2 separate regions of the Homo sapiens genome follow, and region 2 is linked to region 1. A link is an interaction called in ENCODE POLR2A ChIA-PET data of the cell type or tissue named here. Cell type or tissue: OCI-LY7. All regions are shown on one strand.

Region 1 (2,500 bases):
GATGACAGACCAGGAGCTGGCTTGAAGACGGAGGAAGGGGCTGTGAGCCAAGGAAGGCAGGAGGCCTCTAGAAACTGGACAAGGCAAGGAAATGGACTGTCCTTGGAGCCTCCAGAAGGAACTCAGAGCTGCTGACACCTTGACTTTAGCCCAGTGAAACCGATTTTGGACTTCTGACCTCCACAGCTATGAGAGAATAAATGTGTGTTGTTACAAGCCTCTGAATTTGTGGTATTTAGTTATAGCAGCAAAAATATGGGGAATGGGGGAAGAATCATTGGAACCATTGGGTTCAAGACCATGCTTCAACCTGATCCAGGGTACAAAAAGAAACCCATCGCTGCTACCCTTCCACACCCCTGAATCTGAGGCCTCAGCACTGAAATGCTGCTGCAGTTCCACAGGCTTACTGGCTGAAAGCAGCCACAGATAAGCCTCCAAATCTGCCTTCCAGGTTTTGCCAAAGGGCCTCTAATTGCTGGAACTTAATTCACACACAACTTCAGCTGCAAGGGAGCCCTGCATGTTTAGCTTCCCAGGCACTGCAGTCTAGCAAGGCCATGAGAAGATGGCAGGAAAGGGATGCTGAGTGTTCACCAAACATCTCAGACACAATGGGGAACCATTAATGATGAAAATGAGTAATATGCATTAAAACCTGACCACGGGCTCACCAGGAAAATCTCCCACCAGCCCATGCATGAATATTGAGTATGCCTCTGTGTAAAGATGAAGCTAAGCTATTTGCCCAAAAATCCCACAGCAAGGAAGTGACGGAGGCAGGTTTGAATCCAGCTTTCGTCTACTTTAGCGCTTGAGCTTCTAACTGCTACACAGTACTGAAGAGGGGCAGGGTCAGTGCCACGAGGGGAAATGGCCTTGAAGAACACAGATGCATGAAGTAACCAGGCACTTCAGGGAACTGCAAGCAGCTCCTATGCCTTGAACAAAAGCTGCATGGAGAGGAGAAGCAAGGTGAGTAGAGAGCAGCAGAGGCCAGGCCACGAGGGTCTCCGGCGCTCTGCCAAATGGCTGCACTGCATTCCTAAAGACCACCAGGCACCATGGAAATCTTTTTTGCAGGCTTTTCCCATAAAAGGTCTTAAGACAGGAGAGCAACAATTTGTTTCACATTTTGTATGTGAAGAAAGGTTTATACTAGATCAGAGAACTGAGTCATATAGGAAAGACAAAACCCTGACCCTGGTCACACACTAAACCCTGACCCTGTGATGGGCTCAGGGTCATAGACTGAGCCCCAACCCTGGAGACACACTTAGCTCCAACCCTGGTCATAGACTGAGCTCCAATTCTGGTCACACACTGAACCCTGATTCTAATCATACACTGAGCCCTTACCCCAGTCACGCACTGAGCCTTGATCCTGGTCACACACTGAACCCTGACGCTGTGATGGGCTCAGGGTCACAGACTGAGCCCCAACCATGGGAACACACTGAGCTGACTGTGGTCACACACTAAGCTCAATCTCTGGTCATAGACTGAGCTACAATTCTGGTCACAGAGCCCTGATCTGGTCACACACTGAACCCTGACCCCAGTGGTGCACTGAGTCCTGATCCTGATCACACACTGAACCCTAATCCTGGTCATATACTGAGCCCTGATCCTGGTCACAGATAGAACCCTGATTCTAGTTATAGACTCAGCCCCTTCCTTGATCTGAACTGAGTCCTATTTTTGGTCTCTCCCTGGGCCCTATCTCTGGTTGTAGACCGGCCTGTCTTACAGTTGAGCTCTTATTCCCATCCAACCACTAGGAAGGCCACTTATCACTGGGGCAGTCAGGCAAAAGTGTGATTCATTCAGTGCAGCCCTTCTCTATTGCTGTGTCCACAGCCCAGGATGCACATCTTTAAAAAGCAGAGAAGTCTGTTTGTGTGACGTGAAAGATGACTAGACATGCTTACTTAGTGCTTGATGAGTCAAGGAGTAGGAGAAGGTGGAAGAGGAGAAGGAGATGAGTTCCTAGAACATTAAGCTCCCTTTTCTATAATGAAGGGAGCTCTCACTACAAGCCTAGAGCTCCCTGCCAACCAGATAGGAATGCAGAGGGCATAGCGACAACCTGGGACTAGCTGTGCTCTGGCCTGGGGCCTGCTGGGCTTCCGGGAGAGAAATCAGACCTCAGCCTCTCCCACGGCCAGAGGCCAGTAGGATCTTACTTAGTGAGATCCTGCATGTCACACGGGGTAGCAGGCAGAGTGGGCCCTTGTGGCTGGGCCCTGAGGAAACAACCCATTTGTCTGCCGGCAGGTGGGTCCAAGGTACTCACAGTATACTTGAGTCACCCCAAAGTGGTTGTAGATGGGGTAAATCTCTTCCTTGTGCTGGAACCCGTGCATTGCCCTCCACACCCCACCCCTCCTTTCCCCTTACAGCTCTAGAGGTCACTTGGGCCATTCCTCTCCACACCGCCAAGCAAATTTCCACTAATTAAAACTGGAATTTAACCACTCTAGCAGCCTTCTGTCCTGTC
Region 2 (2,500 bases), 240 kb after region 1:
TGGTTTCCACAATCCTTTATTTTAACCTGAACATTTCCTTTCTATTGATCCCAGATCTTCAGACAAACTCAACCAATTGTCAACCAGAAAATGTTTAAATTTACCTATAGCCTGGAAGTCCCCACTTTGAGTTGTCCCTCCTTTCTGAACCAAACCAATGTATTTCTTAAATGTATTTGACTGATGTCTCATGCTTCCTAAAATATATAAAACTAAGCTGCACCCCGACCATCTTGGGCACATGTTCACATGTTCTCAGGAGCTTCGGAGGGCTGTGTCACGGGCCATGGTCACTCATATTTGGCTTAGAATAAATCTCCTAAAATATTTTACAGAGTTCGACTCTTTTCATCGACAGTGTTGATATGTTGTATTTTTATTTCCATTAGAATATTTCTAATTATCCTCATGGTTTCTTCTTTGAACCATAAGTTATCTAAAAGTGTGTTGTTTGATTTCCAAACATTTGGGGACTTTCCAGATATCTTTCTGTTACTGATTTATAGTTTAATTTCATTATGGTGAGAAAACATACTTTGTATGATTTCAATTATTTTTAATTTGTTAAGATTTGCTTTATGGCCCAGAATATGGTCTATCTTGCTAAAGTTCCATGGGCACTCAAAAAGAATGTGTATTCTGCTGTTGTTGTGCGAAATGTCCTATAAATGTCAATCAGATTGTTGGTTATTAGTGTTATTCAAGTTACCCATACCCAGCCTGATTTTCTGTGTACTCGCTCTACCAAATATTGAGAGAAGAGTGGATGTGTCTATTTCTCCTTTCAGCTCTAACGGTCTCGATTGCATGTACCCTGACTGTGTTCTCCAGTGCACATGCATGGACAGTTATGATGTCCTCTTGATGAATCAACCCCTTTATATACAGTCCTTCTTTATTCCTGGAAATATTCTCTGTTTCTGCTTCATCTGACATTAATATAGACACTTGAGCTTTCTTTGGATTAGTGTTTGCATGGCATGCCTTTTTTCCATTCCTTTGGTTTTAGGCTATCTAGGTCTTTATTATTATTTTTTATTTCTTTTGAGACAGAGTCTCGCTCTGTTGCCCAGGCTGAAGTGCAATGGCGTGATCTCAGCTCACTGCAACCTCCACCTCCCGAGTTCAAGCGATTCTCGTGCCTCGGCCTCCCAAGTGGTTGGGATTACAGGCATGTGCCACCACATCCGACTAATTTTTGTATTTTTAGTAGAGATGGGGTTTCACCATGTTGGCCAGGCTGGTCTCGAACTCCTGACCTCAGGAGATCAGCCCGCCTAGGCCTCCCAAAGTGCTGGGATTACAGGTGTGAGCCACCGCCCCAGCCCTAGGTTTTTATATTTAAAGTGTGTTTCTCACAGACAGCCTGAGGGTCCCGGAAATTTTCTGGAAGTTGCGGCTCCACCCTCAGCTCTCAGCAACCCCTGCTCGCCTGCACTACCTAGGGGATGCGTGGTCTTGCCCTCCTCCTGGTGGTAAATGTCTCTGTGTGCTCTTGCCCGCCCCCTGGTGGTAAATGCCGTTGCTGCTACTCTTGGTTGGGCTAGTAGTGGAGGCAGTTTGTGGACGTGTGTTAAAGGGTTTCCGGACGGTGGGATGTTGCTCCATTCTCCTGGCCCAGCCTCCGCAGAGCCTGTGTACTAGGGTCTCAGAAGGTGGAGTCTTCGAAGTGCTCCTGTCCCTCCTGTCGTGCCTTCTATCTCCTGTGGGTTTAACACAGGAGAGTGCGTCCTGCGCCTCCCACAGGGGCAAGTGGTGTTTACTTTGATCCTGCCCCAGAAGCAGTGGATCTTCGTTTCTGCCTCTCCCGCAGCAGCCCTGGGGCCAGAGAGTGCAGCCTCCCACGTGGTTTTGCCCAGAGAGAATCGTCCTGGGGAAGCAGGTGGGGGTCGCTGCACAGCAGTCAATCACCGCTTGAGTGCTTGTGCCACCAGCAAGGGGGAGGGGTCTCTCCCGGCTCCCCCTCTGCCTCCAGTCTTTTTCCTGCAGTGAAGGCCTGTGCAAAAAGCTCAGAAGGCAGGGCAGACTCCCTCCTGCCCACCACATGCTCTGCCCAAGACAGTTGGTCTTGCCTTTCCTTGGAGGGGCTTGTCACTCTTTGGAATTCAGTTCTCTTGGTTGCCTGCCACCTCAGCTATCTGACTGGTTTAAGAAATTATGGTTTTGCAAATTATCTGGTGTTTTGTTATTGTTAGAGTCGGGGGGCGGGGTGGTTCATTCCTGTACTCCCAGCACTTTCGGGGGTGAGGTGGGTGGACCCTTTGAGCCCTGGAGTTCAAGACCAGCCAGCCTGAGCAACATGGGGAAACCCTGTCTCTACAAAAAAAAAAAAAAAAAAAAAAAAAAAATTAGCCAGACATGGCGACAGGAGCCTGTAGTCCCAGCTACTCAGGAGGCTGAGGTGGGATGATCACTGGAGCCCCCCCAGAAAAGAATGGGAATGATGTTCCCTTGTGGTTTTTCTATATCCTAAGAGGAAATAAAACACTCTTCTCTTTCA

What was found. Peaks named below come from ENCODE experiments on the same cell type or tissue, not always from the same donor. Only the 100,000 strongest peaks of a DNase experiment are listed, where the experiment ranks them.
Region 2: POLR2A ChIA-PET joins it to region 1 with 5 read pairs; 2 of 35 experiments call an interaction of 5 or more read pairs at or near these places.

Annotation. Positions count from the first base shown.
Region 1 is chr15:73,725,684-73,728,183 of GRCh38, forward strand. No RefSeq gene overlaps it. Among named protein-coding and RNA genes, the nearest start is that of INSYN1, 26 kb to the right of the region's middle. In OCI-LY7, no CTCF peak of the experiment used is centred here; no DNase peak of the experiment used is centred here.
Region 2 is chr15:73,963,411-73,965,910 of GRCh38, forward strand. No RefSeq gene overlaps it. Among named protein-coding and RNA genes, the nearest start is that of STOML1, 28 kb to the right of the region's middle. In OCI-LY7, CTCF peaks have their summits at 1,531 (motif pointing left) and 1,732; a DNase peak (open chromatin) is centred at 1,501; H3K4me3 peaks cover 906 bases; H3K27ac peaks cover 899 bases.